Linked DNA regions of Homo sapiens: regions 2, 3 and 4 are each linked to region 1. The links are chromatin contacts, found by Hi-C or POLR2A ChIA-PET in ENCODE. All regions are on one chromosome and are shown on one strand. The core of a region is the stretch at or near the end of the contact, and the rest is flanking DNA. Distances in the headings are between cores, read along the strand shown.

The links. A loop is a pair of places that touch in the nucleus more often than their neighbours do. ChIA-PET counts read pairs that join two places held with the same protein, here RNA polymerase II (POLR2A). Pooled maps may share reads with other maps.
Region 2: a pooled map shows a loop between it and region 1 (4-fold over the local background). The contact joins the enhancer-like site here to the promoter of CRKL in region 1. A Hi-C loop is called at or near these places in 1 of 50 pooled maps. POLR2A ChIA-PET finds 5 or more read pairs at or near these places in 2 of 52 experiments (GM12878 and activated CD4-positive, alpha-beta T cell).
Region 3: a loop to region 1 is called in a pooled map, with 10 times the contacts of the local background. The contact joins the promoter of DGCR8 here to the promoter of CRKL in region 1. A Hi-C loop is called at or near these places in 5 of 50 pooled maps. POLR2A ChIA-PET finds 5 or more read pairs at or near these places in 3 of 52 experiments (K562, WTC11 and activated T-cell).
Region 4: a loop to region 1 is called in a map of K562, with 6 times the contacts of the local background. The contact joins the promoter of MAPK1 here to the promoter of CRKL in region 1. A Hi-C loop is called at or near these places in 2 of 168 maps with a recorded cell type or tissue (K562 and OCI-LY7), 2 of 37 single-sample maps with no recorded cell type and 9 of 50 pooled maps.

Annotation. Positions count from the first base shown.
Region 1 is chr22:20,916,157-20,918,856 of GRCh38, forward strand. CRKL (CRK like proto-oncogene, adaptor protein) reads left to right here and starts at 1,251. Exons shown (of 3, transcript NM_005207.4): 1 at 1,251-2,089. The coding sequence starts at 1,779. RefSeq lists a silencer at 1,168-1,617 and an enhancer at 1,908-1,967.
Region 2 is chr22:21,586,659-21,589,358 of GRCh38, forward strand. The region is part of intron 1 of UBE2L3 (ubiquitin conjugating enzyme E2 L3); the gene reads left to right. Among named protein-coding and RNA genes, the nearest start is that of UBE2L3, 20 kb to the left of the region's middle. RefSeq lists a silencer at 1,499-1,558. Within about 2 kb of position 1,398, at least 4 of the 41 ENCODE cell types and tissues checked have a DNase peak (open chromatin) inside an H3K27ac peak, as active enhancers do.
Region 3 is chr22:20,078,845-20,081,544 of GRCh38, forward strand. It overlaps DGCR8 (DGCR8 microprocessor complex subunit), which reads left to right and starts at 1,397. Exons shown (of 14, transcript NM_022720.7): 1 at 1,397-1,539. RefSeq lists a silencer at 1,276-1,895 and an enhancer at 2,156-2,215.
Region 4 is chr22:21,866,395-21,869,094 of GRCh38, forward strand. MAPK1 (mitogen-activated protein kinase 1) reads right to left here and starts at 1,251. Exons shown (of 9, transcript NM_002745.5): 1 at 928-1,251. The coding sequence starts at 1,046. RefSeq lists a silencer at 1,182-1,421.

The sequences.
Region 1 (2,700 bases), core at 1-2,500:
TTGAGATGGGGAAATCAAGGCTGCAGTGAGCCATGATAGTTCCACTGCACTCCAGCCTGGGTGACAGAAGGAGAACCTGTCTCAAAAACAAACAAAATAAAACAAACAGGCTGGGCACGGTGGCTCACGCCTGTAATCCTAGCACTTTGGGAAGCTGAGGCAGGCAGATCACCTGAGGTCAGGAGTTTGAGACCAGCCTGGCCAACATGGTGAAACCCCGTTTCTACTAAAAATACAAAAATTAGCAGGGCATGGCGGCGGACAGCTGTAATCCCAGCTACTCGGGAGGCTGAGGCAGGAGAATCGCTTGAACCCGGGAGGCGGAGGTTGCAGTGAGCCGAGATCGCGCCCCTGCACTCCAACCTGGTGACAGAGCGAGACTCCGTCGAAAGAAGGAAAGGAAAGGGAAAGGGAAAGGAAAGGGAAAGGGAAAGGAAAGGAAGAGAGAGAGAGAGAGAAAGAAAAGAAAAGAAAAAAGAAAAGAAAGAAAGAAAGAAAGAAAGAAAGAAAGAAAGAAAGAAAGAAAGAAAACAAACAAAAACAAATAGGGATTAATAAATAGGCAGAAGCAGGCATAATCCGGGGCAGGGGAAGCCTCGGGGCCACGCCCGAGAGGCATTTGTATTTTACTTTCAGCAGTTCAGAGCCCATGATAGCCAGGTTACCCACTTGTGGACTTCCTTGACCACTTAATTGAGTCAATCTAACCCTCACCTTCTCTCTCCTCTCACTCCATTTAGCGGGTCACGTAGCCACTAGGGCTTCCTTAGCCTATCAGGCCACCTGGGGACTGAGTCATTCAGTCAGTCACCTATCTGGTGGTCACATCTGCCCCTGGGCTCATCCTTTTACTGGGCCACCTCGGCCCATCGGGACCTGTCAGTCCTTGACCTCCCTCAGGCCCCTAGGCTGGCCAGGTCGCCTCAGTGCCACGCCTCCCTGGCCCGCGATTCAGCCTGCACGTTACGCTTTGTTCCCAGAAGCAGGTTTTCGAAACGCGGTTCCCTCTCGGCTCCAGCTGTTTTCCTGCCAGCGCTGGGAGACCCGGCAGCCGCAGCGCCCCCAGCGGCGCGCAGCGGCCCAGGAAGAGAGTGCCTACCGCCGGCGCCTCTTCAGCCTCCTCCTGGAACGCGGGAGCGGGCGCGACCAGCGCCCACCCTGATCGTCGCGACGGTGCTCCTGATTGGCTGCGCTGTGTGACGTAACGGGAGGGCCCCGGCGGCCGCCGGGAGCCGGGGCCCAGCGCGTGCGCAGACGGAGCGCGCTGAGCGGAGGGGGAGGTGGCTGCCGCTTCTCCCGCGTCCGCCATTTTGTTGCTGTGGCTATTGGGAACAAGCTGGGCAAAAGCACCCCGGAGGCGCGACGCTCCTTCGAGTTCGGTGCCTCGTGTGACGGCGGGGGTCGGTGAAGACCCGTCGAGCTGCGGCGCCGGCGCGTTCCAGGCCGGGAGTCACTGGAGGCACCCCTGGGACGCCGAGCAGCCCGAGAACCCCGGGGTGGCCTCCGCTGCGGCTCGGGTTTGCCTGCCCCGACCCCCCGGCTCTGCCGTGCATTCCCGGGCGGCTCTCTCCGTGTGGCGGCCCCGGAGCAGGCGGGCGGCGTCGGAGGATGCTGCGGGCCCGGAGCCGAGAGGAAAGTGCTGGCCCAGCCCTCTGAGCGCTCCTCGAGGTGTGCGAGAGGCCCTTCCTCGGCCCCAAAGCCGTCTGCCGGGCTAAGGCGTGCAGAGCAGGCGAGGACAGCCGCCGCCCCTACCGCCGCAGAGTCCCCGGTCCAACACCATGTCCTCCGCCAGGTTCGACTCCTCGGACCGCTCCGCCTGGTATATGGGGCCGGTGTCTCGCCAGGAGGCGCAGACCCGGCTCCAGGGCCAGCGCCACGGTATGTTCCTCGTCCGCGATTCTTCCACCTGCCCTGGGGACTATGTGCTGTCGGTGTCCGAGAACTCGCGGGTCTCCCACTACATCATCAACTCGCTGCCCAACCGCCGTTTTAAGATCGGGGACCAGGAATTTGACCATTTGCCGGCCCTGCTGGAGTTTTACAAGATCCACTACCTGGACACCACCACCCTCATCGAGCCTGCGCCCAGGTACGCGAGAGCCCTCCCCGACCGCGGAGGAAGGTCGAGAACCGGGTCTGTCGAAGAGTGCTTGTATAGGGGGGTGGGGCGCGCTTGAACCCATATTCCCCGCATTCTGAACCAAATTATTTTCCAGAAGGCCTTCCTAACAGAAAGCTAGTGTCAGGATCTGGGTCACTGGATAAGAGGATGCGTTTTTTTTTTTTCCCTCTCACGAGGCTGTTTCTCAATGTGAAGAGGATGCGTTTTGAATGTTTAACGGTGGTTGCATAGTTAAAATGCACGCTTTTTGCCTTTCGTGACTTTCTCTGGGTGTAATACTGATGCAGGGATTTGTTGGTTTTTCTAAAAACCTCTTTTTTTTTTTTTTTTTTGAGACGGAGTCTCGCTGTGTCGCCAGGCTGGAGTGCAGTGGTGCGATCTCGGCTCACTGCAACCTCCGCCTCCCGGGTTCAAGCGATTCTCCTGCCTTAGCCTCCCGAGTAGCTGGGACTACTGGCTCACGCCACCACACCCAGCTAATTTTTGTATTTTTAGTAGAGACGGTGTTTCACCATGTTGGCCTGGATGGTCTCGATCTCTTGCCCTCGTGATCCGCCTGCCTCGGTCTCCCAAAATGC
Region 2 (2,700 bases), core at 148-2,647, 670 kb after region 1:
CCGGATTCCAGTGATTCTCCAACCTCACCCTCCCAAGTAGCTGGGAATACAGGAGTCAACCACCATGCCCGGCTAATTTTTGTATTTTTAGTAGAGACAGTGTTTTACCATGTCGGCCAGGCTGCTCTCAAACTCCTGTCCTCAAGTGATCCACCCGCCTCAGCCTCCCAGAGTGTTGAAGCGTTGGAATTACAGGTGTGAGCCACTGTGCCCGGCCTTTTTTTTTTTTTTTTTTTTTTAAGATAGGTTCTCGCTCTGTCGCCCAGGCTGGAGTTGGAGTACAATGGTGTGATCTTGGCTCACGGCAACCTCTGTCTCACTTGTTCAAGCAATTCTCATGCCTCAGCCTCCCGAGTAGCTGGAACTACAGGCATGCACCCCTATGCCTGGCTAATTTTTGTATTTTTAGTAGAGATGGGGTTTCACCATGTCAGCCAGGCTGGTCTCAAACTCCTGGCCTCAAGTGATCCACCTGCTTTGGCCTCCCAAAATGCTGGGATTACAGGCATGAACCACCACGCCTGGCGCTGGCATAGATTCCTTTTTTTTTTGAGACGAAGTCTTGCTCTGTCACCAGGCTGGAGTGCAGTGGCGCGATCTCGGCTCACTGCAACCTCCGACTCCCTGGTTCAAGCTATTCTCCTGCCTCAGCCTCCCGAGTAGCCGGGACTACAGGCAGGCGCCACCATGTCCACCTAATTTTTGTATTTTTAGTAGAGACGGGGTTTCACCATGTGGTCTCGATCTCCTGACCTCGTGATCCACCCGCCTTGGCCTCCCAAAGTGCTGGGATTACAGGTGTGAGCCACCGCGCCTCGCCTAGATTTCTTGATTAGTGGCTCCTGAGGGGTTCTGAAACCTGGCCTTGTGTGAGGGTTACCTGGGGAGATTTTGAACAGTTTTCTAGGCCTCATTGTAGACCCCAAAAAGAAGCAAAAGAGGAACTTTGTTAACTGCTTTGCCAAGACGCAGGTGTGTACATCTGAGCTGTGTGACTGAGCACTGGCTATATACAGCAGTGTCCTGTTCTCCCATCTCCTCTCAGGACTTGAGTCCGTGGCCTTCTGCTGGGGCCCAGGGCCCATCTCTCCTGTTAGTGCTTGCAAAGCTGTTAAGTAACCATCCCTCTCTGCCATGCTTCACACTTTGCCCTGGAGTGGGCATCAAGCTCTCTGGGGTTGAGTTTGGGGCATGGGTGTTTTCCATTTTCAGGAGCTGGGTGGCACCCCTGGGCTTTTTCAGTTCCCCTCTATACACTGAAGTCTACTTGGGCTCCGAAGTGGACCTCATTCTGAGAAGCATTGCTCTCTTTCTCCTGCACCACCTGCCCTGGTTGGGAAGCCTGCTGTCCCCATCAAGAGAAGGAATGTGTGAGCTGCCTGGTGCTTTCCCTTGAACTCTCTCTTTGTCAGCACTGCACCATCAGCCCTGAGCAGCTGACTTGGGTTGCTTCTTGCTCTGAGCAGAACTGAAACAAACCTTTGTGGGAGTGTTATTTGTAAGCATCTGTCATTCTTGGCTTTGGTCTTCCTAACTCTGTTCTAGAGCTGGGCTGCTCTTGCGGTTTTTATCAGGTCCTTTCTTCTGTCATTTGTAACATCCTTTTGAATTCCACTTCTTGGAATTTACATTGGTTTCCTTCAATTCCTTCCCTAATTCTTCACTGTCAGGACCATTCTCAGTTATCGGGGCACAGTTTTGCTTGAGGGTTTACAACCATCTTGAGGGTTTGAGTCATCTGGCCTTTTGAGTCTCAGATATTCAGATGGAACTGATCTCTGAATGATTCCAATTTTTCTTCTTTCTTTTTTTTTTTTTTTTTTTTTTGAGATAGGGTCTCACTCTAGTTGCCCTGGCTGGAGTGCAGTGGTTGTAATCTTGACTCACTGCACAGCCTTGACTGCCAGGGCTCAGGTGATTCTTCCGCTTTCACCTCTCAGCCTCCCAAGTAGCTGGGACCACAGGCATGTACCACCATGCCTGGCTACTTTTTTTTATTTTTTATTTTTATTTATTTATTTTTGAGACAGAGTCTTGCTCTGTCACTCAGGCTGGAGTGCAGTGGCGCAATCTTGGCTCACTACAACCTCCGCCTCCTGGGTTCAAGCAGTTCTCTGCCTCAGCCTCCCAAGTAGCTGGGATTATAGGTGCCTGCCACCACGCCCGGCTAATTTTTTGTATTTTTAGTAGAGACGGGGTTTCACCATCTTGGCCAGGCTGGTCTTGAACTCCTGACCTCGTGATCTACCTGCCTTGGCCTCTTAAAGTGTTGGGATTACAGGCGTGAGCCACTGCACCCGGGCTGTATTTTTTTTAGTGGAGACAGTGTTTTGCCATGTTGGCCAGGCTGGTCTTGAATTCCTGGGCTCAAGCAGTCTGCCTGCCTTGGCCTCCCAAAATGCTGGGATTACAGGTGTGAACCACTGCGCCTGGCCTGAATTTATCTTCTTGAAGTTGTTTTCCTCAGTGGAGGCATGATTGGAATTTTTTTTTTTTTTTTTTTTTGAGACGGAGTCTCGCTCTGTCACCCAGGCTGGAGTGCAGTGGCGCAATCTTGGCTGACTGCAAGCTCTGCCTCCTGGGTTCACGCCTTTCTCCTGCCTCAGCCTCCCGAGTAGCTGGGACTACAGGCGCCCGCCACCATGCCCGGCTAATTTTTTTTGTATTTTTAATAGAGACGGGGTTTCACCATGTTAGCCA
Region 3 (2,700 bases), core at 147-2,646, 840 kb before region 1:
AGCTGGTGTGGAACTCTTGAGCTCAGGTGATCCGCCTGCTTCGGCCTCCCAAAGTACTGGGGTTACAGGCGTGAGCCACAGGGCCCGGCCCACTATTTTTATCACTCAAGATTTTCGTCTACAGCAGCTATTATTGGGGTGGCTACCCAGTGGAAAATTTTTCTATTTCCACTATTCCTTCCACATTTATTGACAGGAAAGCTAGTCTAAGGAAGAGCTGTACCCTCACTTACTCAGACCCTCGTTTTCCTTTTTTTTTTTTTTTTTTTTGAGACGGAGTCTCACTCTGCCGCCCAGGCTAGAGTGAAAGTGGTGCTATCTCGGATCACTGCAGCCTGGAACTCCTGGACTCAGGTGATCCTTCCACCTCAGCCTCCCGAGTAGCTCGGACCACAGGCGCCCGCCACCACGCGGCTAATTAAAAATAATTTTGGGCCCGGCGCGGTGGCTCATGCCTGTAATCCCAGCACTTTGGGAGGCCGAGGCGGGCAGATCAATTGAGGCCAGGAGTTTGATACCAGCCTGGCCAACATGGTGAAACCCCGTCTCTACCAAAAATATAAAAATTAGCCGGGCGTGGTGGTGGGCGCCTGTAATCCCAGTTACTCGGGTGGGTGAGCCAGGAGAATCGCTTGAATCCGGGAGGCAAAGGTTGCAGTGAGCTGAGATCGCGCCACTGCACCCCAGCCTGGGAGACAAAGCGAGACACCGCCTCAAAAAAAAAAAAAAAAAGAAAGAAAATTTGTAGATACTGGGCTCTCACTATGTTAGCCAGGCTGGTCTCGAACTCCTGGGCTCAAGTAATCCTCCTGACTCGACCTCCCAAAACTCTGGGATTACAGGCGCAAGCCACCGTGCCCGGCCGAACCACCGTGCCCGGCCGAACCCTCCCTGTTTTGGAAATCCTGTATTAGCAAAGGGGACAGCGCCAGACAGTTGAGCACACGCGTTCTTTATAAATGATGATGTCTGATACAGTGATGCTTTTAACAGGGTTGTGTAACGCCTGTGTGTGCACGGTCTCTTCTGCAGTGTCCACCGAAGGTGGCCCGTCTGCGTGTCCGCTCCCGGCGTACTCCGCGCTCCCTGTTCCCGGCATTCCCCGCGCTCCCCGAGCTTCCCGCGCTCCCCTGCTCCCGGCATTCCCGGTGCTTCCCGTTCCCGGCGCTCCTCGCGGCCGCCGCCCTCAGTCCAGCGAGCCCCGCCTGGGCAGCGACTGTTAGCGCGACCGCGGCCTGGGCGCCTGGTCCCTCCCGCGCGGCCGCGCTATTGGGCCGCGCGCGGCGGACACACGCGCTACGCGCCGCCGATTGGCGGCCTCCGCAGCGCGCTCTGCGGCTCCCCCAATGCGGGGCGGCCGCGCGCGGGGATTGGCCGCACGCCGCGAAGGCCCGCCCTCCGCTCGCCCGGCGCGGCAGGCGGGTGCCGGCGACCGGAGAGCCTGGACAGGCTTTCCAGATGGCTGCGGCGGTCGGTCGGTGAGGCTTTCCCGGCTGTGGTTTGGCTGCGGGCGGCTTGGGCAGCCCGCGGGCGCCTCAGGTAGGTGCGGGGCGCGAGGGGCGCCCGCGGGCGGTTGGGCGGGCGCCGCGGCCTGCGCGAGGGCGCGCCCTTCCCTCCCGCCTCCCTCCGGGACCGAGGCCGCGGGCGGGGCGGGGGCGCGGAGCCCGGCCTTTGTGAGGCAACATGGCCGCGGGCGGTGGAGAGCGCGGGGTGGGGACGCCTCCGGGGCTGGGGGGCGGGCCCCGGGCCCAGGCGTTGCCGACTCTCGTCGCTGTCCGCCCGGGTAAAGAGGCTCCTCTCCCGGAGGGCCCGAAGCCTAGCATCGCCTTCAGGCGGGAAAGGTGTGGACAGGGCCAGTGCTCGCCTGGGACCCTGCCGGCTTTAACACAGTTTGGGAAATCCAAGAAGTCGCCTAAGTCTTTTTGTCCACAGAATGCTCACGGGTTGAGTGTCACGTAGATAATTGGGATACGGTTTTATTGTAACAATGAGCATGGCGGAAATAAATGGAAGGTGGCAACCTGTTGACAGTGATGCCTGTCTGGTGTCAACCGATGGACTTGGGTTTCTTGTGGCAGGAGTCTGATTTGCCTTTTTGCATGCTTGCATGTACCTTGTTCCTGCACGGCAGTCCTGTCTTTGGCTGTCGACTGTTCGAGGCCAACCACCAGGCGAGGATCCACTGTTTCCTGGCCAGACTAGACTCCCAGCTGTGGGAGTGGCCCAAACCCTGCTGCAGGCCTTCACTCACAAAAGGGAGTGAATGGCCAGCCCGGGGTACCCAGTGTTGCCTCTAAGTGCGGGATATGAGGCCTGTTGGAGGATGACAAAAGGAACGGATGAGGTCATACTGCCGCTGGGTTGGGCGGGAGGCTGCAGCGGGAGAGACTTGACCAAAAGGCAGCCTCCATGGCGCTGGCACTGGTGCTGGCCCGTCACAGCCAGTGCCTCTGTTAGCCAACACAGCAAGTGGGCTAGGAGGAAGGGTGCTGTCCAAGTGTACGGGTTTTCTCCCCGTGCCAAGGGTCCAGGGGAGCTTGCCGTGAGCCCGTTCCTGTCCGATAGTCCTGTTGGCAAGGCAGGGTTTGCATGCGGTGTTTGGTCAGCTGGAGCAGTGGGGAGGCCTACGGGCAGAGAGCTCCCCTTTGAGCCCTTTGCGGCCAGGCGCTGTGTGGAGCACTTCCCAGGGGTTGTTTTGTA
Region 4 (2,700 bases), core at 1-2,500, 950 kb after region 1:
AAAAAAAACCGTCACTATCATTTCACTTTTCTAAGGGACCTGAATCAAGATGAGGGAGTCTACGTGTGATTCTGCAAGAACTCCATTAAGGCTGCATACATAATGACCACTAAATCATTAACAGGAGTCCATAGCAATTGGGCTAAAACATCTGGGAGCATTTATGCTGGTAAAAGAGCTCACTTGGGGGCTAAAAAAAAAGTCAAATTAGGCCCAACTCTAAACGGATCTTTAACAAATCAAGAGAGTAATGTTAGTTTATCCTTCCTGAAACGCCAGCAGTACGATATTAAAATCCACTTAGAAGTAAAAACTTCAAGACGGAAATATGCCACCAACACTGGCGTCAGTAATCCATTTTAGAAAGCCTGCGCGGAGACCACCATTAGCACCGCTGAGGATATTTAATGAAAGCCGTTGGCTGCAAACAGAGGCGAAGAGAGAAAAACGATTATTTCGGTGTTCTGCACACACGCGGAGGCAAAACGCTTTCAGGACCTCAGCAGCCACCGCCGCCAACACCGACAAGCATCTGATGGAATTCACAGTTTTACAATCGAAAGTCCAAAAGAAGGCCATGATACTAGCAAATTGAGGGGTGGGGACCCTTCCGTTGCCTTCCCGAGGGTCCAGACTTTAAAGGCCGCGCTGCGCCCGGGGCCAAGGGTCCACTAGTACCGGCCTACGCCCCCCGCGCCACTCCCTGAGCCCCTTCCCGAGCGACCGAAGGCCCGGGAACCGCGAGCAACAACACCTAAACCTCAACCGGCCCGGGGCCGCGCCCGAGCCCTGGCGCGCGGACCGCGGTGAAGTCCGGGTTCGAGGTCGCCGCGGCGCCTGAGGCCGAGGCGCGGGCGAGGCCGAGGCTGCGTCCGCTGCGGCCCCGGGCGGTGGGGGGGCCGGGCGTGGCCGGTCGCGGACACTCACCACACCATGCCGTAGGCGCCCTCGCCGATGTACGAGAGGTTGGTGTAGCGCGGCCCCACGTCGAACACCTGCCCGCGGACCATCTCCGGGCCCGCGCCCGCCGCCGCCGCCGCCGCCATGTTGGCTGCCGGGCCGCCGCCGCCTCCGCCGCGCTGAGCTCGACGCTCGGCGGCCGCCGCTCAGCTCTTGTCGCCCCTCCCGCAGGGACTGCGCCGCCGCCGGTGCAGCCGCCGACGCTGACCGGGAGGAGGAAGGAAGACGCCGAGCGGGAGAGCTGAAGAGCCGACAGCCACTCGGACCGATTGCCTGCCTGCCTGCCAGACTGACGGGCGGGCCGGCGGGCGGGCGGAGGGAGGGGCGCGCGCCGAGGAGGGTGCCGGGGCGGGGACAAGAAGTGTGCATGCGGATTGGTTCCTCGCGGCTGGGGGCGGGGCCGCGCGGGCCGGCGGAAGCGGCGGGCTTCGGGAGGGGCACTGCGACGGCGTTGACTGAGGGGGCGCCACTAGGCGCGGTCACGTGCATTCGCGGTGCATTCGCGGGGGCGTCGGTGCGGGTCGCGTCTCTTAAGACACCCAGGGAGACAGACGTGGGGCAGAACTCATGGGCTGAAGTGAGAGATGGCTGGGGCCCAGGCGAGCGACCGAGCAGGGTCCGAACAGAGCCAGCGAGGGACCCCGGGCTGTGCTTGAGGCCCGACGACGCGCCATATCCCGGCAGCGCCGCAGCTCAGGCCTCTGCGAATCTGTGGTCCACACGCTGATAAACTTAGAGGCCTCTGCACTGGGGCAGAAACCGAAAGGCATGACCCAGACCGAGAAAGATATTTGCATACTGAGAAAGTGTGAAACACAATTGTCGAGACTAAAAGGAGACACTGAGAGGATACGCCAATCAGGTTAGTTCAGATGTTTGTTGAGCACACTCCATGTTCCTGGGGATCCACCCTTATAGAAGTTACCTTTTAGAGAGAGGAGACAGACAAATACGTGTAATGCTCAAGTTGTGATAAGTACGATGAAGAAGTACAAAGCAGAAGGGAGGGCGCGGTGTCTCACGCCTATCATCCCAGCACTTTGGGAGGCCGAGGCGGGCGGATCACTTGAGGTCAGGAGTTTGAGACCAGGTCTCTACTAAAAATACAAAAATTAAGTCCGGGCGAGGTGGCTCACGCCTGTAATCCTAGCACTTTGGGAGGCCGAGGCGGGCGGATCACGAGGTCAGGAGTTCAAGACCAGCCTGGCCAACATGGCGAAACCCTGTCTCTACTAAAAATACAAAAATTAGCCGGGCGCAGTGGTGGGCGCCTGTCATCCCAGCTACTTGGGAGGCTGAGGCAGGAGGACAAAGCAGAGAGTAAGGGATTAGGGGGTGGTGGGTCGAAACACATGAGAGATACATTTGCGTTCAGAGACAGACCGAGATTGGTACAGATAGGCAGAAATGCTGACAGAGCAGGTAATGAAATAGAAATGCAAAGATAGAGTCACTAAAACCAAAACATCGAGGTTTAGAGAAAAAGAGACACACCAGGTTAAGAAACAGTCACAAACAACAGAGGTTGAAAAAATAAAAATTAGAGTCCTGAAGCAGGTGGATACCAAGGAAAGCTAAGACAACGAGACGGACAATGACCCAGGCACTGCTTCTGAACCTTTTCCCCTGCCATGTTTGGAGGGAGAAGGAAGAGCGGCAGACCCTATATCCTCTTTGTTCAACTCTTCCAAGTTTAAAACCATCAACTCTTGACTTCTAGACATCAACAAAGATTAATTA